Linked DNA regions of Mus musculus: region 1 is linked to region 2. A link is a loop called in an ENCODE intact Hi-C map of the cell type or tissue named here. Cell type or tissue: heart. All regions are shown on one strand. Links, peaks and the distances in the headings refer to the core of each region. The heading gives the core; the rest is flanking DNA.

What was found. A loop is a pair of places that touch in the nucleus more often than their neighbours do. Peaks named below come from ENCODE experiments on the same cell type or tissue, not always from the same donor. Only the 100,000 strongest peaks of a DNase experiment are listed, where the experiment ranks them.
Region 1: it touches region 2 in a loop (2.4-fold over the local background); 3 of 42 quality-filtered maps call a loop at or near these places.

The regions. Positions count from the first base shown.
Region 1 is chr3:145,945,438-145,957,244 of GRCm38, reverse strand. No RefSeq gene overlaps it. Among named protein-coding and RNA genes, the nearest start is that of 2410004B18Rik, 13 kb to the right of the region's middle. In heart, for the core only: a CTCF peak has its summit at 7,067; DNase peaks (open chromatin) are centred at 5,264, 5,694 and 6,984; H3K4me3 peaks cover 784 bases; H3K27ac peaks cover 3,603 bases.
Region 2 is chr3:146,005,306-146,017,112 of GRCm38, reverse strand. Syde2 (synapse defective 1, Rho GTPase, homolog 2 (C. elegans)) reads right to left here. Exons shown (of 7, transcript NM_001166064.1): 4 at 9,971-10,097; 5 at 2,674-2,855; 6 at 1,286-1,517. Gm40166 (a long non-coding RNA gene) reads left to right here. Exons shown (of 3, transcript XR_867698.2): 2 at 8,107-8,244. Among named protein-coding and RNA genes, the nearest start is that of Gm40166, 19 kb to the left of the region's middle. In heart, for the core only: a CTCF peak has its summit at 4,781; a DNase peak (open chromatin) is centred at 6,672; H3K27ac peaks cover 665 bases.

The DNA of each region.
Region 1 (11,807 bases), core at 2,248-10,247, 60 kb after region 2:
TAAGATTTTTATTTATTATTGTATCTAAGTACACTGTAGCTGTCTTCAGATGCACCAGAAGAGGGCGTCAGATCTCATTATGGGTGGTTGTGAGCCGCCATGTGGTTGCTGGGAGTTGAACTCAGGACCTTTGGAAGAGCAGTCAGTGCTCTTAACCACTGAGCCATCTCTCCAGCCCCGTTTAAATGTTTAGTCCCTAGTTAGTGGAACTATTTGGGAAGGATTCGGAGGTGTGGGTTTGTTGGAAGAGGTGTGTTACTGGGGATGGTCTTTGAGGTGTTAAAAGTCCACACTAATCTTACTCTCTGTCTTTGCCTGCTGTCTTCAAATGAGGCTTTAAGCTCTCAGCAGCTACCTCAGCTTCTGCTTGCCTACTCCCCACCTTAATGGCTGTAGATAAACCCTCTGAAGCCGTAAACAAGGCCCCAGCTAAATGCTTCCTTTTATAAGTTGCTTTGGACATGGTGTTTCTTCAAAGCAACAGTGTCTAAGACAGTTGCTTAAACCACTGGTTATACATTAATAGGTCCTAAGACAAAAGTTATCAACATGAGGGCTGGCGAGATGGCCCAACGGGTAAGAGCACTGACTGCTCTTCCAAAGGTCCTGAGTTCAAATCCCAGCAACCCCATGGTGGATCACAACCACCCACAATGAGATCTGACGCCTTCTTCTGGTGCGTCTGAAGTCAGCTACAGCAAACTTATGTATAATAATAAATAAATCTTTAAAAAAAAAGAAAAAAGAATTCAAGGTCATCCTTGGCTCCAAAACAAGTCCAAAGATATTTTGTGTTATACGAGACACTGGCTCAAAAAGTAAAATAAAATTAATTTTAAAAAGTTATTAACTTTTGTAATATTTAAGTTCTTCTACCTAAAACACGTTATATTCTTCACTTTAGAACAATCTTATCATTAAAAAACCCCTATAATTTCTAGACATATTTTACGTTTCACATTTTCGAAACTATTTATTTATTTTGTGTGTGTGTGCGTCTATATGTGTGCACACATGCCATAGTGTACACATAGAGATCAGAGTTGGTTCCCTCTTTCTACCATGTAGGTTCTGGTGTCTGAGGTAAGGTCATCCGGCTGGACAAAAGTGTCCTTACACACTGAGCCGTCTTGCTGGCCCTCGTTTTCTTAGTATACGTATCTAATCTTTCCTGTTAAATATGTTCTATAAAAATAACTGATAATTGTTTTGCTGATAAGAATGAATGCTTTTCCCTTTTCTGTTTATCAGTAGTTACTTTCTTTTTCTTTTCTTAACTTTATTTATTTATTTATTTATTTAATATATGTAAATACACCGTTACTGTCTTCAGGCACACCAGGAGAGGGAATCAAATACCATCACCAATGGTTGTGAGCCACCATGTGGTTGCTGGGAATTGAACTCAGGACCTCTGGAAGAGCAGTCAGTGCTCTTAATTACTGAGCCATCTCTTCAGTCCCTATAGCATCTATTTTCGAAATAAAAAAAAAAAAAAGACATTGCACTTTTCTAATCCTGAGTGCTGGGATTAAAGGTGTACGCTACCACGTACAGGGTGTGCTGAAATGAATTCTAAGTGCATATTCCTTGTGTAGGAGCACTGTAACTCTGAAGCTTGTGTGTGGTAGCCTAAGGACACATCTTGGCTTCACTGCTTTCTCTGTGTTAGCTCCTTGTTGTCTCTGGCTCTCAGCTTCCTTGCTCAGGGGTTATAAAAAGTATTGAATATATTTTTTGAATATACATGTACTTAGATTGGGCACATTCCACTCTTAAAGACTGAGCATTCAAGGATGATCTGATCAGAAGTCATCAGTCACAAGCCTTGAGTAACCACACTGCAGGGCAGTGTGGGAGAGCTTGTTTCAAGTTTCTTAAGGTGTTCAAGGAAGTAAGACAGAGAAAACACACTTGGTCAGTTAAAGTGGGAAGCTGTTAGGTGTTTGTTGTAGCTGTCGGTTACATTTATTTTTGCTATTTCTGTTGGGTTTTGCTTTGAGTATGAGGTAACTCAGGTCTGGGAGTCAGCTCTGCCCACTGGCCTTCCAATTAAAATAATTTTAAATGCAGGACTAGATGCATGTATACATAGGAAGCTCTTAGGAAACATTTGATATGTTCTAAATCTCAAAAGAATGTTAGCATTAGTGGCCTGATTTCAGTCATGGAGCTCAATATGGTGGTAGCTCTTGGTAGGCTGAGGCAGGGGGATTTCCAGTTTGAAATACTAACATCCTATGTCAAAACAACAAAAACAAAAACAAAAGTGAGAGTGTCATGGAAAATTCTAGAAAGTGCTCATCGTGATAAAAAGCCCATTAAGATAGACAGACCACTGTGATAGACAGCCCAATGTGATAGACAGCTCACTGTGATAGACAGCACACTGTGATAGACAACCCATTGTGATAGATAGCCCACTGTGAAAGACAGCCAATTGTGATAGATAGCCCACTGTGATAGACAACCCATTGTGACAGACAGCCCACTGTGATAGACAGCCCAATGTGATAGACAGCCCATTGTGACAGACAGCCCACTGTGATAGACAGCCCAATGTGATAGACAGCCCACTGTGATAGACAGTCAACTGTGATAGATAGCCCAATATTATAGACAGCCCACTGTGATAGACAGCCAATTGTGATAGACAGCCTACTATGACAGACAACCCATTGTGATAAACAGTCAACTGTGATAAACAGCCCACTGTGATAGACAGCCCATTGTGATAGACAGCCCACTGTGATAGACAGCCCATTGTGATAGACAGTCAACTCTGATAGTCCACTATGGCAGACAACCCATTGTGATAGACAGCCCACTGTGATAGACAGCCAATTGTGATAGACAGCCTACTATGACAGACAACCCATTGTGATAAACAGTCAACTGTGATAAACAGCCCACTGTGATAGACAGCCCATTGTGATAGACAGCCCACTGTGATAGACAGCCCATTGTGATAGACAGCCCACTGTGATAGACAGCTCATTGTGATAGACAGTCAACTCTGATAGTCCACTATGGCAGACAACCCATTGTGATAGACAGTCAATTCTGATAGACCGTCCACTATGGCAGACAACCCATTGTGATAGACAGCCCACTGTGATAGACAGTCCACTATGATAGACAACCCATTGTGATAGACAGTCAACTGTGATAGACAGCCCACTGTGATAGACGGCCCACTGTGATAGACAGTCAACTCTGATAGACAGTCCACTATGGCAGACAACCATGTGATAGACAGTCAACTGTGATAGACAGCCCACTGTGACAGATAGTTAGCTCCTGGGTCTTTCAGTGCAACTTTTAGACTTAAATACTCTAATGACATCCTGTGTTGGAGAAAGACAAGGAATATACCTGCATAACCAATGCTGCTAACATAACAAAGGTTTATATCTCACTCCACATAGCCAACGTGTTCCACAGAGCCTCTTCAGGACCCAGCTCAACAGATCTTGCACTGGCTTTAGGGGAAGAGACCAGGGAGACTTCCCATCCAGCTGTCAGATGGTTTTTAACTGACTGCCCTTGAGGCCAGTCATGAGGCCTGGATTGCCTTCAAAAGAGCTGGGACTTGTCTACCTTCCAATCAGAGAGGAGTACCAGACATGGGCAAAGAATCACGGGCTCCACCTTATCCACTCAGCTAACACAGCACAGCACATCCAGTTCGTGGTGATGTATATTATACAGTAAGTTTTAGATTTTTGTTTATTTGACTTTTGAATCAGAGATTGGCTTTGAACTGGCTAAGCTAGTTTAAGAAAGACAACCTTGAAGTCCCCATCTCCTTACCCCCATCTCCAAAACACTGGGATTAGAGGCATGCAAGAATACACCTGGCTTTTGTTCATTAATTCGTTGATGGTTTAAGGCATATAATAAAAATTTCCATCAATGTTGTCCATTTAAAGAGTCTTACAGTTGAGGTTTATACGCATGACAAAGGTCAAACCACAGTACCAACACTGATAAAGGAACCGTTGGGACTCTTTTATCAGTTAAGTACTTCTAAACCCACACGGAAGGCAAAGAAAGAGCGGGAACAAAAGGACTTTTGCCTGAACTATCTCCCAGTTGTAAAATAGTTCCTGGGGTTGTCTAACATTTAGAGATAAGAAAACGAGGCCGGGGAGAGCGTAAGCCTTTAGCTGTTAGCCAGGGACAGGATAGACCCCAAGAGTGATATCACAGAGTAGCTGTGACATGCTCTCTAAGTGTCAAAGGAAAATCCACTGCCCCTAATTCTGGAGCCCTGTTCTGTTCCCCTCTACCAAAGGAGTCATTTTCTTATCACTGCCAGGAATGACAAATGGCGTCAAAGCATATGCTGGCCTCTAGACTCTCTCGGTAGAGCAAGTAGCTGTGTGTCTTCCCAGCTCTTCTTATCCTGGCCCCTGTTAAATGTCTCCAGCTTGTGGGCTTCCCTCCCCCAGCTGCTCATTCCCACATAACCTTGGCATTTTGGCTTTGTGCTCTCCTGGTTCTCTCTCTTGTCTTCTCTTGGGCCCCTCTCTCTTGCCCCTCTCTCACTCCCCTCCCCACCGCCCATGGTCCATCCAGTCTGCTGGTCTTACTCAGTGTGCGACATTTTCTCCCACTCTGGACTCTTCCAGATGCCTCTGGCTGTACTCTCTCTCATACCTACAATAAAAACCTTCCCCTTGGGCTGGGCATGGCACACGCCTTTAATCCCAGCCCTCAGGAGGCAGAGGCAGGCAGATTTCTGAGTTCGAGGCCAGCCTGGTCTACAAAGTGACTTCCAGGACAGCCAGGGCTACACAGAGAAACTCTGTCTCAAATAACCAACAAAACAAAGCAAAGCAAAACAAAACAAACAAACCAACCAACCAAACCAAAAAAAAAAAAACCAACCTTCCCCTTAACCATACCTTGGCGAGGTCAAGTCCTCACTTTATACAATAAACAAGCTAGGATCCAAAGCCTAGTGAAGCTCTACAGTAATTGAAGATCCCCCCTCCCCCACCTCCATATCCTCATTTTTTTTGTTTGTTTGTTTTCGAGACAGGGTTTTTCTGTGTAGCCCTGGCTGTCCTGGCGTGCGCCACCACACCCAGCCCATAGCCTCAGTTTAATGCGAATGAACAGTCCGTGTTTTCAGGGCTGATTGGCTTTTCATAGTCATCACTCAGGGACTTCAGTCCCTCTCGGGGACTCAGTCATCTCTCAGCGTGTCTCTGAATCACTTTCCTGGGCTTGTCACCAAAAGGAGGTTAGCACATCCACACTCTAGTCAGCCAGAAAGGGGAGGACACTGAAGGGGGCGGATCTAGGCTCTGGCTTTGAAACCTTAGGGAAAACAGGAGGAGGAAGGACAAAAAGGAGACAGTGCATCGCTTTGTGGTAGGAGAGAGGGGTTGAGAGTAGGGGACTTAATCAGTCGAAAACGTAAAGATGACTCCATCGCTGTGACAGAAGACTGGAGGCAGCTGGCTTATAGAAAAGCACATTTTAGCTCATGGTCCAGGGTTTTCAGCTGGTGGTCACTTGGCCCTGTCCTCTGGGCTTGTGGTGAAGTAGAACATCATGGTGCTAAGTACACGGCGGGGCAAAGTCATTAACTCACGGTGGCTGGGAAGCAAAAGAGAGGAAGGATCTGGACCCCCGGGGGGGGGGGGTCCCTTCAGGACGAATGCCTGTGACATCATTTCCTTCCACAAGGTCCTGCCTTCTAAAGGCACCACCACTTCCTGGTAATGACACAGGCTGGTGACTGAGCCTTTCAACATGTGAGCCCTTGGGGACATTTAACGTACAGTCAGAGGACAGACTGCTGTCTCCTCTCTCTCTGCAACTTCTTTTATCTTAAGTGAACTGAGGAGAAGAGAAACCCAGAGGGCTTGTCAGTGAATGAGCACTTCATGATTGTGTGGTTAAAGGGTGCTGAAAAGGGAGCCATGTTCCCGGCCTGGAAGAGTTAAACAAGCCGAGGGGGTTCAGGGCTGAAGGGGGTGCTGAGGCTGAGGCTGAGGGTCTCAGGTAGGTTGGATTTTCTATTTAGCCAAACAGTCAGGAAAATATTTTCCTAAGCCACATGCAGTGGCTGTAATCCCAGCACTGAGCTAGGATGCTTACTAAGCATTGAGAGGCTGAGGCAGGAGAATTCCTAGTTTGAGGTCAACCTGTGCTACAAAGGAAGTTTGAGGCCGTGATGAGCTACACATTGAGTCCCTGTATTAATAAAAGAGCAAATTTAAACCTATTTCACCTACTTTTATATTGTAATAATTGTGATTTTTAAGTATACACTGCTGTCCTGTAAACCAACATGATAACACTGTAATGGCAGGGAAGCCATTACAAACACACTGCTGTTTCCATTCCGGTCGGGGCAATTAAGGAGGGGCTTTTATCGCGACTTCAGTAACTGGGAGAATTTCATTCATAAGAAAATGTTTCAAAGATAAGGCAAGGGGCGGGTGAAGAAGAAAGCATCATGGGGGTTGGGGGAGGGGTCAGGAGGAAGACTCGTGCGGGTTTTATCTCTGACAGGATGGTGACTTTTGCTGTTTCCTGCCTTCAAGAGTGTTGTAGGATTTTTGTGTTTTCTAGAGACAGTTTCACTCTGTTGCGCATGCTGGCCTGGAACCTGCCCTCTAGCTCAAGCTGGCCTCAGACTCACAGTGCCCCAGCTGCTTCCCATATGAAATGCAAGGCTCTCCTGCGCTCTGCAGATGTCATAAGCCAATTAGGCAGGTGTGACAGATGCGGCCAGCTCGGAGGCGACTGAAATGTGATTCCCTGGCTAGGAGGGAGACTGGGTCCTGTTACTCCTCCTGAGAGATCCTCTCTTGGGCACTGCTTTTTAACCCTCAGACAGACTCTATCAGGAGCTGGGGCTGAGAGATTTCCTCAGCCCTTCAAACCGGGATGAGCAGGTGGCATCCTTCTGTAGGAGCGGGGAGAAGTGCCTGTACTCTCTTCTCGGGGTAGCTCAGGCTGCCTCCAGCAGCAAGGAAAACCCGGATCTAAGGGATGCTCTAGCGCTCCAGGCAGTTGCCAGTTTTTTAGCAGCCTCTAGCTCCACCTAAGGTTTGTCTCTGCTAATTGCCACCCTGTTTTAGTAAAATAAAAGTTGCGGGAGTGGAGGGGAGGGGCCGGTTTACTTGCTTTTTTTTTTTTTTTTTTTTTTTCTTCTGGAGTGTTCTTTTCACTCCAAATTTGTCTTTCCTCCATTTCAGTCATCGATTTCTATTGCCGAAAGCAAAACGACCAGGTTCTCAACGGAAGCACAGACGAGGGCCGCTTTTGAAGCGGTCTAAAAACAGGAGCATGGTTTTTGGGAAGAGCTAAAAGAGGGCCTAGAAGAAACGCCACGTTCTTGGTACAAAGAGGTAGTTTGTGGTAGGAAGCTTAACATTTAGAATTTCAAGGTGCACAGAAACATTGAAAGCGGTTATTCAAATGTAGCCTCACGAAGTTAGCTGAAGCTGGGCATAGTGGCTCATATAACCCTCAAATGGAAGAGGTGGAGGCAGGGGGATCAGGAGTTTAAGGTCATCCTCCACCAGGTACTTAGAAGACTACCTGAGCTCCATGAGACTAAGCTCGAGGTCCCGCCAACCCCCAACAGGAGAAGAAGTTAGGAGCACAAATTCAAGCCAATCAAAGAACTCTAAGCGTTTATGATTTCATGTTGAAAACTTAAAAAAGGCAAATTCATGATCAACACTCTTACCAAAGACTTAAAATGCCCACTATAGTGTTATTTATTGTGGTAAATTTTTTTGAGAAGCTTTATTGTCTGGTAACTAAATGATAAATTATGATACAATGAACTTGAATACTTGTAAATAGTTTTAAAACCATTTTGTGTGTGTGTACATGCATGTGTGTGCGCATACGTGCCCTAATCTATATATGTGCACCATAATCATGCAGGTGCCCTCAAAGTCCAGAGAAGGTGCTAGAGTCCCTGGAACAGATGGTTGTGAGCCATTCAATATTGGTGGTGGGACCAGAACCTAGGCCGTCTGCAAGAGCAGCAAGTGCTCTTAACGGCTGAGCCATCTCTCTAGCACCCCAAAAATAGATTTTTGAAAAATCCTTGCAGGACTGAAAAGGTTAAATGTTAAATAAAAGAATATTGATCTTGTCTAGCATATCTATGTACCTGATATATGTAGAAAATTAAGAGAATAGTAGATTTTCTGCCTATAGTTGCTTCCTGTTTCTTTTCTTTTCTTTTCTTTTTTGGTTTTTCGAAACAGGGTCCTGTGTCTATTTTTAGAACATCTACAGTGATCAATTATCATTTTTCATTATCAGGAAAACTTTTGTGACTATTAATATTACAATGTTATATCTAACATTGATATAATGAGAATTAATTGAAGCAACTGGACTTAGGAATAATAAGGTGTATTTTGGGTGTAAATGTTCTGGTTTTTGAAAAGACTAAATATATTTGTAGGAAAACAATAACAGCAAACCCCAAACACAAGCATGTAGACTTTGTGTGTGTGCTTCTGTGGCACACAGGCTGTTTCCCTAGCTTGAGACATTTCTGTGAGACCACTGATACACATTCTCTCTCACTACTCACCAAATTCCCACAATTCCCATTGGAAAATGAGTTGAAATCCTGAAAATAACAAGAAAATCTGAATGCTCCATAAGCCACTCTCTTCAGTGCCAGCTTGTATGCTCTGAAATCAACTCCCAGGGCAAGCAGATGAAGTGAGGAGCTGGGCCTTAGCTCCCTGGCCAGGGTGGCACGAGATCGCCTTTCTAGGGTTACAGTGCAAACATAAGTGGAAAAAGAGCAGAAAAGCCAGGTAGCTTATAACCAGCCAGAACCCACTGGGCGAATTCAGCACCCTCTAAGACAGTTTAAAATACACAAAAATACAGTTTATCTAGAAAAAGCCATTTACCACGGAATTATTTAAGTTAGCATCTCTGGTTGGCTCCAGAGGACCTGGAAATCTATTTCTTTCTCTCTTTTTAAAGATTTATTGATTTTATGCTGTGTGTACACCATCACTATCTTCAGACAGATCAGAAGAGGGCATCCGATCCCATTACAGATGGTTGAGAGCCACCATGTGGTTGCTGGGACTTGAACTCAGGACCTCTGGGAAACAATCAGTGTTCTTAACCTCTCAGCCATCTCTCCAGCCCTGAAATCTATTTTCAAACACACCAAAATCCTTTCCCATCCTGAAGCAGCTAGTCTGGGAGCCCGTTGGTGTGTAGTAGTGAACTCCAAGCTGTAGTTCAGAGTTCAGCCACTTATCTTTGGGGTTCAGACAGCCTGGAAACCCACAGTAAGCCCCTCTTCTGGGTGGCAGCCAGGCACGGGAAGGGAGCTTGAAAACGCAAAAGCACAAATACAAGGGCTTATTATTTTCTTTCCCAACTATGGAGCATTCAGGAAAAATTAACCCTCTCATTTGTTAACCTCAATGACAGGCTTCAACTGATCTGTAGCCTCAGACGGCACAGATAATTGCACTAATTAGTTTGTTAATGGAGGGACAGCAGGGCAGGGAGCTTCGGGGAACTCAAGTAATTAAGCTGAATTGAAGGATGAGGAGGAAGAGGGAGGAGTGGGAAGGAGGGAGGAGTGAGAGAAGTATGCAGAGAGGAGGAGCTGGAGGAGAAGGGGAGGAGGGATAAAAGCAATCAGGAGGAGGAAGGAGAGGGTAGGGTGAGCTGTCTTACAAACTTGACATGCAGGCTCCAGATGTATGGAAGAAATTCTATGGCAGGGCTCTTGGGCCACATTTCTTTTCTTTTCTTTTCTTTTCTTTTCTTTTCTTTTCTTTTCTTTTCTTTTCTTTTTCTTTCAGTTTTTCAAGACAGGGTTTCTCTGTGTAGCCCTGGCTGTCCTGGAACTCACTCTGTAGACCAGGCTGTCCTTGAACTCAGAGATCCACCTGCCTCTGACTTCAGAGTGCTGGGATTGAAGGTGTGTGCCACCACCGCCCCGGCTTGGACCACTTCATTCTTGTTAGTGTTAGGCCTCAAGGCTAAACGTGATGAGGAATGATGGGAACTTCCTGTGGGTAGTAAGAAAGCCACAGGGCACAGGGGTGTGTGTGTGTGTCTGTGTCTCTCTCTGTGTGTGTGTCTGTGTGTGTCTGTGTGTGTGTGTCTGTGTGTCTCTGTGTGTGTGTCTGTGTGTGTGTGAGTGTGTGTGTGTGGTGTGTGTGTGTGTGTGTGTGTGTGTGTGTGTGTGTTTGTATCTTGAAAGTGAAAAATAGGAAAAAAGCAACCAGGGGTTTAAAATTTCCCAAGTACTGACACCCTAGAGTTACTCCCACATCGGCTTGCTTGTCCTTTGCTGCCAGTCACTTCCTCACTTGGAAGTGATTGTTTAGTTATCCCATGGCACTTTCCTGTGGAGTGGAGTTCTAAATTTAAAACAGGAATCCAAAACTGCAAGGCTTGCCACAGCGGGTTGCTAGGATGGGAGTCTCCTTTAGGAGTAGAGGGAGGTAATTGGGCCAGGAGAATAGCTCTCTTTCTTCAATGGTACACATGGCATCAACTCCTCTGTTCCTTTCCCTTTTTCAGGAAATGGTAAACAGGCAAAGAGGGAGTTCCAGACCCCGTGGAGCAGAGCACTACAGACCTGCAGGAAGTGGCATTCCAAGTCTGGCTTCTAAGCCTGTCATTTCATGAGCCTAAAAAAGCAAAGCAATGCTCACACCAGAGACAGCATCAGTTGTGGGAAGGCTGCTCTCATACGTCCCGTGGGTGCTGGTGTCTAGGTGCTATGATTTTAAAACACAAGCCATAATTAGAAATGAAAGAGGAAACCGAACAGCTTTCAAGGAAAGGTTGTGGCTACCTGGAGACTTTTCGAGACACAGTGAGGGCTGGGTGGCATAGCTCCTTGCACATAAATGTGCATCCCTGGGTTTGATACCCATCATTGCCTCAAGCAAACAAGTGAAATGCTGAATGCACATGCGCAAGTGCACACACACACCACACACACACACACACACACACACACACACACACACACACACACACACGTACAGACAGACAGACATACACTACATGCCTACATTATCTGTCTGTGGTAGGGGTTGAACCCAGGTCCCTGTAGACCTTGCACACAGCAAACAAGCACCACTGAGCCACGCCCCTAGTGAGCCACACCCCTAGCCCTTGAAACCTAGTTTTGTATGAAGGATACAGGCTTACACTTGCTGCTTTACTTTAAGACTCTAAAGATCTTTCATTTTCTTTATCTATTTTCCAAGAGATATGGAAATGTGTATGTGGCCCTGGCTGTCCTGGAACTTGCTTTGTAGACCAGGTTGGCCCTCAAACTCAGAGATCAGCCTGCCTCTGGGATTAAAGGTGCACACAGTGGGTGGAGAGACAGCTCAGTGGTTAGAGGTCCCTGAGTCCAGTTCCCAGCAACCGCATGGTGGCTCACACCCATCTGTAATGGGACCTGATGCCCTCTTCTGGTGTGTCTGAAGAGAGCGACAGTGGACTCACATACATAAAATAAATGTTAAAAAAAAAAAGGTACACACATGCCACTAACACTTGGGTGGCTTTAAAGATCTTTAAAACGTTAAGTCTGAGATTGAAATGTATATTAATTTCCCTAAGACATTTGTCTGGTCCATCTGAATCATGTTTCTGGTACTTTAGAGGTCAATTTTGGATGTTAATTCTCTAGATGTATGCATTCTGCATACCCAAGGGTAAGACATTCTTTGAACCAAATACACACGAAGAAACTAATTACAGGAGACTGCTGGCATTCATTCCTCGGTGTTTTTATTGGCCCTGGATCG
Region 2 (11,807 bases), core at 2,396-10,395:
CAAGTACAGCGGCTCTGACACCTTCTTCTGGCTCCCACGGATGTGCACACATGTGAAGCACAGACAGACATGCAAGCAAAACACGCATATAATGTAGCCAATACTGAATCTGTTTACATTTATATCCGTGCGTGTAGCACACAGAGGTCGGGGTAGGGCTGGAAGATGTCTCGCTGAGTAACGAGCTTATGGGTCAAGGATGAGGGCCGGAGCGCCGTCCACTGGACGCACGAGGAGGAAGGAGAGAAGCTGTCCTCTGACCTCAAATGCACATCCATATCCACACCCCCCACGCACAAAATATTAAATGAAATGTAAAAACCAAATCGTAAAACCTTTTACGGGGTGCGTTTTGCTTGCATGTATGTCTGTGCACCTTGTGCACACCCGGTGCCCCAAGAGCTGAGAAGAGGATTTCAGAGTCCCTGGTACCGGAGTTCTCGATGTTGTGAGCCACATGTGAATTCTGGGAATTGAACCTCTGGGAGGGCAGCTAGTGCTCTAACTGCCGAGTCACCTTTTCAGCACCACACAAATTCTTAAGACCAAAAGGTAATTGCCAGCATGAGCTGAAGTAATTTAAGAGTAACCGTTAGCATAGTAATTCTGTAAGGAAGAATGGACGTGGGCTGGAGATGACTTGGTTACGAGCACTCGCTGCTCTTCCGGAGGAGCCACACCTCTGCTCTGGTAGCTCACAACTGCCTCTTTAACTCATGCTGCAGGGAACCCAATGGGATCTTCTGGCCTTCTCAGGCTCCTCTACGCACACACACATCACATAAGTAAAAATAAAATAAATATTAAAAATACAAAAAAGAATAATAGGCTTAAAAAGAAAAAGAATTTTGGTTCAAAACAAATTAAATTAAGGTGAGCAACAGAATATTATGTGCTAAAAGCTGTGCTGAGCACCCTAGGGACATCTTGGTACTTAATTTTCACACAAAGTCTATAAACTCATGAGATTAAGATGGAACACAGTTACGTCTACGGTTATAAAGAGTTTCCCAAAGTCAGAGTGCCCTAAGTGGCACAACCAGCAATCTGAGCCAGCTTTTACTAAGCCCAAAATATATACGATGGCTCAAATGTCTACAATGTTATGAGCAAACACAAAATATAAATAGCAAACAATACAGAGCAGGTCTCAATTCCTTAGTACAGAAAAAGCAAAAAAAAAAAATCTAGATTTGTTTTCCCAACCATATCTGGACATTTTAATCATTAGCTAATCCAGACATCCCATTGCTGTTAAAGAAATGTACTCCAGAGAATCCTCTACCTGGCCAGAGCTGGAGCAAGTAATGAAGAACCTCGATGTGTTTTTTAAAATCCAAAGCACTGGCAAGCTCTTCAGAATCGGTGAAGACTCTGTTGTTGTGGGTTGAAGCCTCTTGCCTCTGGTTAAGCAACACTGGTCCAAAGCACACAGCCAAATTCTGGCAGGTCATCTTATTCACTTCGTGGTAGGAGGCCACCAGTTTCAGATGATCCAACAACATCTTCAGGGTTGCCTAAGTATGTCCAAACACAATTTAACCCAGTAAGTGCTTAGATGTCTATATAAAATACTTAGTAATATACTCTAAATTCCAACGGGCCTCCCACCAGCTTTCTCCTCCCTCTCTACAGTGCCAACAGCAGCTGTGGCAATGTGAAGGAGAGGTCATGTCAAATACCCATGATCCTCGGGTTTCTAGTGAGGACTGCTACACTAGGTAGCCTGAGGTAGGGCACAGGCACAACTGTGGCGATCCTCTGGGAAAAGATGGATTTCGAAGGCCAACATGTTTCTCCTGTGTTAACTAATAAATATTTTAAGTAGTCAAAATTATGAAGAGAGAAAAAAAAAACAATAGAATTAAAAAAGAAAAATTCCCGAGCTGGGCACAGAAGGTCAACAAAGGAGGAGCTAACCTGGGAGAGAAGGGACGTGAGGACGGGACGGGGAGGACTGGAATGAGGGGAACTGGGAGGGATGTAATGCATGAAAGAAGATTAAAAGCTAAAACAGAAAGAGATGAAGGAAGCTAGCTGAAAAAAAATTATTTGTTTTAAGCACCTATGGAAAAAGAGTGATTTTCTTTTTGAAGTATATTTCATCATCAACTTAAGAAATAAGCTTTATAAATTACATTTACAATTTGCTTATAATTATAATTCATATTTATAAATTAAATAATTTCTTTATAAATTATATTAAATGGATGCAAATTTAAAACTGCTCATCACGGGCTGGAGAAATGGCCTAGCGGATAAGAGTGCTTGCTGCTCTAGAGAAGGCCGGTGAGAACAGGTGGTCCGTTCCTAGCACTGATATCAAGCAGTGCAGCTCAAGATGGCCTGGAATTCCAGCTCCAGGAAATCTGGCGCCCTCCTCTGACTGCTGTGGGCACCAGGCATGCATGTGGTGCACATACAAACACTCAGGCACTCAAACATCCACATAAAATGAAATAAATCTGTAAAGCAGGACTTAGAAGGCACACTCATGCCTGGGCTAACGATACACACAGAAAACATAAAACTGATCTCTAAGAGACGTTTCAGAAGCCGTAAAGGCAGAGCCAAAGGCCACCTGCCACAAATGTCTGAGTCCTAACCGACAGTGATGATGTGAGCTAACACACGGGCTGGGTCTCGGGAGAAACGGCTATCAAGCACACTTGCCTTCTCAACGTCCGGCAGGCAATCCAGGAGGTCCACAGTGAGCCTGGAGTCACTGGGCTCGTTCTCACAACCACTGGACGACATTTTCAAAGGACTCTTCGCCATGGCATCCAACACAGCCTCATACAGCTGCTTGGTTATTAGGGGAGAAGGGAGTTCTCTCAAGTAGTCCTTAAGAACCCCTGTGAAATTAGACCAGAGACAGTAGAGATGGGTCTTCACAGTCCGGTAAGTACAGTGAACTCTTTAGAAATGCAAACATTATGGCAGTCAGCTTTAACACTCTGAAAAAATAATATGAACACAAGGGATTCTTGCAAAACACTGGCGACTTATATTCCCGTAAGTTGCTTTAGTAACTAGCTTTGTTTGGAGCATGCTAAAATACAGACATGATTTCCATAGTTCTGTTACGGCGTGATGAAAGCTGTTCTTGATACCTAAGTCCTATGGACCCTGCCCCCTGTGTAAAGTCCTGCACGTATTAGTTAAGAAAGGAGGGAATACGAATACTGCCTGTAAACCGTTAAATTATCCAAATTTTGAACTTCAAAATCTTTAAGGGACACAGAAAAGGAACCATCCGTCCAAAGCTGTTGTAAATCGTAGAGGGACATCAATGACTCTCCCCTCTGATGCTGCACGTGTATCTTAAACAGATATACTAGACCAGCAGTCTATGGTGCCACGCTGTCATACAAAAGGAGAAAGATCACTCCTCACACCAAGCAAATCAAAACAACAGTCTCTGGGCGTGCTATAGAACTCCATTAATCCTAATACGTAGGAGTCAGAGGCAGACGGATCTCTGGAGTTTGAGGTCAGCCTGCTCTACAGAGTGAGTTCCAGGAGAGCCAGAGCTGTCACACTTAGAAACCCTGTGCTGGGGTGGGGTGGGGGGTGGGGGTGGGGTGAATTAAAGCAAAGGTCAAGAGCAGGAAGCATCAGACTTGTCGCTATATAAGAGAAGAATGAAGAATATTATCTATAGTAAGTTTCTTTTTTTTTTTCTTCTTTTGGTTTTTCTCTGTGTATCCCTGGCTGTCCCAGAACTCACTCTGTAGACCAGGCTGGCCTCGAACTCAGAGATCCGCCTGCCTCTGCCTCCCGAGTGCTAGGATTAAAGGCGTGTGCCACCACTGCCCGGCTTATAGTAAGTTTCTTAAGAGAAGCCTGAAGAATACTATCTGTAATAAGTTTATTTTCAAAAACATTTGTGATTGAGCAAGATTGGAGAAGGTAGGACATGACTGTTTGCCAGGTTTTGTTCGGGCTTTACCATCCAGAAGGTAGGACATGACTGTTTGCCAGGTTTTGTTCGGGCTTTACCCTAACCCTAACCCTAACCCTAACCCTAACCCCATCCAAGTGAGTCTTCAGTTATAGATTGAAATCAGGGACCCAGGAGGGGTTACAGCTGAGCAGGTAGGAAGAAGGTTGTTTGCGAGACAGTTTGCTCCACACAAATCTCGAAAGCTCAGGAAGACATGAGCAACAAGCTGGACCTGAGAATGAGCAACTGAGAGATGACTGTTGCCCAGGAGGTGTAAGCCTGGAGATATGAACTGAAGGTCACCTTCTGTTACACAGCAAACTCCATGATGGGCTGGTAACAGGGGCCTGGGCTCCTACTCCAAAGTGTGTGTGCACGCGTGTGTGTATGCGTGTGTGTGTGTGTGTGTGTGTGTGTGTGTGTGTGTGTGAGAGAGAGAGAGAGAGAGGAGAGAGACTGTCTCTTCTCTCTCTCTCTCTCACACACACACACACAGACACGCACACATGCACACATACGCACGCACACACACACACACACGCACACACACTCAGGAAGCAATAAGCAGCGTCCAGAGATGACTAGGAAATAACTCCAAAGGAAAGAGCTCTCTCAAACGTGATGAAGAAAGAGGGACTAAAAGACACCATGTGGGGCTGGAGAGATGGCTCTCAGCAACCACATGGTGGCTCACAACCACCTGCAATGAGATCTGATGCCCTCTTCTGGTGTGTCTGAAGACAGCTACAGTGGACTTGTACATAATAAATAAATAAATCTTAAAAAAAAAAAAAAAGACCCCATGTGGTGAGAAACGGTGGTGTTAGGATGAGGAGAAAGACGTGGATGCGTCCAGGGAAGACAAGGAAAAGCTGCTTCGAGACAGGCCCTGAGGTACCAAATGATGCACAATATTAACTAGGTTAGATAAGAATGGCCATAAATACTGTGGGGATCGGTCTGTTCCAGGCCCTGCATTGAGATCTCCTGACAGGGCCCCTGTATGTATAAACAAATTCTTCTTGCAGAGGGATTTTGTAGCTAGGTATAGGAGACAATGACTTAGAGGCAATGAGAGATAAGGACAAAAAAAAAAAAAAAAAAAAAAAAGACTCATCTGAAAAGAAGATCAGCTGTCTTGGCAAGCAGTCACAGGGAACAAAGGCCAGTCAGAGAGCTGGTCAGGAGATGAATGGGCATGAGAGAACACAACAGAAAGGTCTCCAAGGCCCAGAAGAGAGGGACCGTAATCACCTGGACTTGGGGAAGTCCGCTGGGAAGAAAGCAGAGACTCCTGAGAAAACAGGAAGGAGTGGAACCACTTCAAGATGTCGGGAAGATCCTTTGTATCCAACACCAAGGGAGGCGGGAAGTGGGAAGAATGGAAATGGATACAAACACTAACAGCCTGGCCAAAGCAGAAGCAGAGGGCGCTGCTCCCATCCCGGAAGTGAGGAGGCAGGAGCCCATGGGCGAGGCATGAGGAGACCAAGACTAATGAGACACAGGCAGATAAGGGGTGGAGGACAAAGGAGAGAGGGAGAAAGGAGAGAAGAGAGAAGACCAGTGGGGGGAGGGAGAGGGAGGAAAGGGGAGGGGGGGGGGAGAGAGAGAGAGAGAGAGACAGAGAGAGAGAAGAGAAGAGAAGAGAAGAGAAGAGAAGAGAAGAGAAGAGAAGAGAAAAAAGCAACCCCAACACACGTTAGCCCCACAAAGAATTAAATACTTGAGGGAAACTAAACAGGGGCAAAACTTTACTCAGAAAACTAAGTCTTAAAAAAAAAGCAACTATATCCCATGTTTCTACATCAGAAGATAACATTGTGAAGATAACAATAGACCCTAAATTGATTACAGAATCAATGTAGATCCTAACAAAATCCCAGCTAGGAGCTGGAGGTATAACTCAGAAGTAGACAGTTTACTTAGCGTGCATAAGCCATTAATTTGATCACCATTATCACCAAATAGAAAATAGAATAAAATCCAGCTAGCTTTGTCACAAAAACTTACAAACTGATCCTAAAAATTATATGTAAGAAATCCAAATAAGTCCAAAAGTCCTGGAAAGAGAAATGGGAGAAGCTACACCTGCCAATTTCAAATTTTCCTGCTAAGCTTCAGTCATGCGTGTGATGCCACAGGCATCAAGACAGGCAGCCTGACGGACCAGTAATGGGAGCCCACAGTCAGTCAGTGGGGCTGGAGACATGGCTCAGTGGTTACAAGCCTTGTCACTCTTGGAGGCCAGGGTTCAGTTTACCTCACAGCATCTGTAACTCTAGTGCCAGGACTCCATCTCCCTCCTCTGACCTCAGCAGGAACCAAACAAGCACACATGTGCACGGTGCAGATGCGCACATGCACATACATACATTTTACTGTATGGCAATTATGCCTCAATCAAGCTGCTATGTAAGGCTAACCACAGGCACTGGTCTTCCCAAAGCGGCGTGGGACATATAGTGGAAGAGGCTGAAATAATGAACTATGGAGAAGAACACGGTCACAGTGAGGACTTAGGAGAAAGCAGCAAGCAAACACAAGCTAAAGGAGACTCAGTGGGGAAGAGCAACTGGAAAGTAAGAGAGAAAAAAAGGCCTGAAGGACAGGAAGAGGTGGATCTGGAAAGCAGCAAACGGATTCTGGATGACAAAACCAGGTTAGCTCTCAGGAGTGAGTCACTACAGCAGAGGTGACGTGAAGGTCACTGGGCGCAGAGATGCGCGTGCTCACTTGTAATCCGAGCACTTGGGAGGCTAACATGGGATTGTACATCTGAGGCCAGGCCGAGCTATTTCATGAGTTTCCGTCTCAATAAACAAACCACTTGGGATGACAAAGAACTAAGAGTCTAGTGTTCTGAGCCGGTGGTTTGGATGCTAAAGTCATTTAAAATGATGGAAAATGAAACCGGAAACAAGGTATCAAAGATCTCACTAGATAGACTCCATACATTAAACTCTGTACCTGCTCTAAAGCAAAGCACTTTGTCTGGACTGTTGCCTTCTGTTCCAGACAAAACAACTAAAAGCACATTAACTTCTGAGCATGCGGCATCACGTGGATACATCGGCATGCTCCGTTCGTTCCTCGTATTTCAGACTCACTTAGTTCTTATTTTCCACAGTTTATGCACAACTGTGAGTTCATGTAGAGTGAATATGAGACAGCTGTCACTGGCCAATTCCCAAACCCACGGTCCGGCGTCCTCCCTCCCTCCCTCCCTCCCTCCCTCCCTCCCTCCCTCCCTCCCTCCCTCCCCCACCCCTGAGGCTCGGTGGCCCTGTGTGTAATTTATCCCAATTCCAATGCTGCTTCTCAGATAAAACATTTCATTGTCTTTTATATTTTTTTTAATCAAGAAAGAAAGCGGCTCCAAATTCTTTTGAAAATTAGCTTCACTGAAACGGAATAGTGCAAATAACGGGGGCAAGAGCCATGGAGTCTGTGGTTCAGACTCCTATTCAGAAAAGAGTGCCACAAACCAGACCTTCCATAACCTGTGTTCATGTCCAAGCCCCAAGGATCTCTTCCTAAACACAACAGCCGACCCAAATCACAGCTTCCACCCGGGACACAAGCACACAGCATCACTTTACTTCCAGGCTAAGGCTTTGCTGAGACAAAAATTCATTTTGTTTATACTTTCCTAGAAATAGGTATCTACGAAACTTTCCTTTAATGAAGTCTTAGGGTGAATCCTCTGCTAATTTTGCAAAGCGTGTATTTTCTCTCTCCTTTTTTAAAGCAATAAGCTGCTCCTTACCAAAAACTTAAGTTTCCAAGTTGTTAAATTTTTATGAGGCAGTACAGTGGGACATGGAGGCAGAGGTAGGAGGGTCTCTCTGAGTTCGAGGCCAGGTTGGTCTACATAGAGTGCGCTCCAGGACAGCCAGAACTATGTAGTGAGACCCTGTCTCAAAAGGAAAAATAGGGGCCGGGCATGGTGGTGCACGCCTTTAATCCCAGCACTCGGGAGGCAGAGGCAGGCGGATTTCTGAGTTCGAGGCCAGCCTGGCCTACAGAGTGAGTTCCAGGACAGCCAGGGCTACACAGAGAAACCCTGTCTCAAAAAACCAAAAAACAAAAAAAAAGAAAAATAGGAAAAGAAAAGAAACCATAAAAATGGAAAAATACCTTGGTTTGATTTCTCTTAGCTTGAGATCAAGTCACATCATTCAAGATGACAGACAGTAAGCCTTCTACCTAAGTCACTCAGCACCCTGAGCCAGAACCTCAACTCTTCACAAAGCCACAACCCTGAAAGCAAACGTCACTGTACACTCTCTCTTCAGGTAAGTGTACTTTCCTTAAATCCTTACCTGAAATTGATAGTGTGTAAGATAAGACTACAAGTTAGGAGAGATAAGCACCAATGCTTTCAGACAGAGGAAATGGTAGACGACATTTTCAGCGAAGAAAGCAAACCTGCCAGAGTACACTGAGGCAGAGGAATGCCACTGAGTACCTACGGATGAAAAGGTTTGCGGCCTGGGGTTCGCTTCTCAATAACAAATCATGGGCTGGAGAGAGAGGCAGACCGTAAGTCCGGTCAGGTGCTGATGACTGTGAAAGTCAGGTGCATGGAGTGGGCTCTCTCTCACGGTATTCTGCTTCTGCACTGGCCTCTAAACGGTAGCAATTAAAAAGACACAATAAATGGTAAGTGAACATGATGGTTTGTATATGCTTGGCCCAGGAGTGGCACTATTAGGAGGTGTGGCCCTGTTGGACTAGGTGTGTCACTGTGGGTGTGGGCTTAAGACTCTCACCCTAGCTGCCTGGAAGTCAGCCTTCCACTAGCAGCTTTCAGATGAAGATGTAGAACTCTCAGCTCTGTCTGCACCATGCCTGCCAGGACGCTGTCATGCTTCCCACCATGACGATGGTGGGCTGAACCTCGGGACCTGTAAGCCAGCCCCAGTGAAATGTTCTCCTTATAAAGATCATGGTGTCTGTTTACAGAAGGGAAGCCCTAACTAAGACAGTAAGGAACTGGACGGGGCAGATTACCTCCCCACAGGCTAATTCAAGTGCCTTTCCCTGTTCTCCTCTCAGAAGCCCCGCCTCCCCCAACATACACACACACACACACACACACACACACACACACACACACCCTGCAGTGCAACCGCACTGTCTGTAACCTCTGCAGGCTCCAGTTTCCCAGACTTTGTCTCTTTCAGATAACTCTCCAAGGTTGTGCCTTCTCTGCTACCTCCGAAGCTGACAGATTGCCAAAGTACTTGTCTTTTATCGGTTTTATGGACAATCCATAGATTGAATTCTCTATGACAGTTACTCTCAAGCTTCCTTTTTTTTTTCCCAGTGCCTCACGGCTACTAGTACTGTTCTCAATGCTATACGTGCGGCTACAGTTGCCGCAGGGACAAATAAGTCTCTTCATGCTGGGAATGAATGGTGGTGCTGACCCATATAACCCCAACACTTGGGAGGCTGAGGCAGGAGGATTGCAAATCTGATGCCAGCTTGAGCTACCTGATGAGATCTTGACTCGGGGAGGAAAGAGGAACGCCCCAATTCCCACGATAGCTTTTCCTCAGCAGCAGAGAACCAAGTTCCCTTGGATGTGTGTACCCTCAGGTCCCCCTCACCCGAGATCTCCAGGGTGTACTTTCTCCCTCTCGTCTCTGAAGTCCATCAAGTACAGTTGCCTGATTAACATCCCTCAAAATAGCCTTGAATGACTGCAGTCTGCTACTCAAAACACTTTAATGGATCCTCTGCCGAGTAAGTCTAAGTTTTTTAATCAGTCACTCGTCTGCCAGTCAGGCTGCCTCCTGCGGCTGCTTCTCTCCTGAAGACACAGGTCTGCTGTTGGCTGCTTAGTAACAGATCTGCATCTTAGTTCCTCCCCTCAGAGAATAAACAGTCAGTTTATGAAGGAAAGCAAGACTTCAGAACAAAAGCAAATCAAACGTAGGTTATAAACACTTATTTCCACATTCTTTCCTATAGAATAATATCCTACAGAACACAAAATAATGCCCATGTTTTTACCTGTTATTACATTTATATCTGGGTACTGGTTTTCACACAGACCAACAGTCTTGCTGTCCTTCTCAAAAGCCTCTCGAAGCTCTTTCTTCACCGCCGCTGAACCACACAATCGATACAGGCCTACAACCTAGAAACAAAATGCCGCGTTACAGAGACGATAATGAATATGATGGCATGATATAAATCCCATGAACCTGACAATCAAAAATACCCTGCTGTCATCCTAACACCTCAAATGCAGCTTCTGAAATCTCTAATTAATTGATGAGATTGTGACAGAAGAAAATAAAGCCTATTTTAAATTTTAAAACAAATAAACAAACAGGAAATAAAATAAGTAAAATTAAAAAGGTAAAATAAAGTCTACTGTAAAATTTATACAGAGTTACATATATAGTGCTCACTCCGAACCTACAATGAGCAGACTTGTAAGGTAATGAGCATACTTGAGAGCACTTCTAATTATTGAGTTTTCCTAATTTCAACACACAGCCAGGGAGATGAGGTCAACCTGGGGATGTACCCAGAAAACAGAATGATGTCCTGGATATAGCAGAGCATAACACCCAGTGTGGCCGCACGCACGTCTGTAGGCCCAGCTCTTGGGAGGTGGAAGTGGGAGGGTCAGGAATTTAAGATCATCCTGAGCTGCATAGCAAATTCAAAGCCAGCCTGGACTACATGAGAGTGATTTCAGATAGGAGGGAGGGAGGGAGGGAAAGAAATAAATTTACAGAGAATAGGGTTGTCATCTACACTTTCAAATCAAAAGGATGTTTAAGGAAGCGGTCACCTTGAGTTGAAGAAATAATTACAAAAAATTGTTTCACAATAAAACATGTACAATAATAATAACAAGGCACGAACAACCCTCCAAAACTTGAATTAGGAATCTCTATATAATTTTAAGAGATATAGAAAATGAGGAAGACCACTGAAATGTCCGGGTTTACTCACGACTGCCTCTCCCCCAATCACTGAACTACAAGAGCAGAGAGGCCGGTCTGATACAGGACCGCGGCAACAGTCACACGGGCAAATGGTCTCCAAAGTTCCCAGAGATGACTTTCTGTACACCCAAAACACGGTCAGAAACCTGAATCTGCTTCAAAGAATATCCACGCACAATGCTCCTATCGGCAAGAAGGTCAGCGACACATAAGGAAAACCCAGGAACGTGCTAGAAAGACAATTCTCATTTCCAAAGTCGTGACTGTAGTCCTGAGCCATTCATACTGAGAACAGCAAGTGAGGGCTAACACACCATCTCAATAAATGCACGCTGTGAACCCAGGCAGCTGGACACACACAGTACATAGACCTGCATGGAGGCAAACACCCACGCACATAAAATAAAATAATTTCAAAAGAAAATCCAGACGGCTGTCAGATATAAAACCTAGAGGAGCCGGTTCTCTGTCAGGGTCCAACCTAGCAAATAGAATCCCTTTACCAAGAGAAACCCACAGAGTACGAAAGTTTGATATTTTAGGCTGTGCTACACACACACACACACACACACACACACACACACACACACGACAAAGAAAATAAAGCCCAGATATTAAATGGGGTCAAGGAAAATGCTTCCACAGTGAAAGAAACCAATTTTATGATAGCCCTTTTTGTTTAGGGCCATTTAAGTCTTATGCTAAGAAAGTACATATACCTTTGAACTTGAAGACCTGTGACAGATTACAGCACTATTTAAGACAGTAAACACTAAGTTGATCAAACAATTTGATCCCCAAAGACTCAAATCACAAACACAAATTTTAAAAAGATGTGTGGTGGCACGCGCCTTTAATCCCAGCACTCGGGAGGCAGAGGCAGGCGG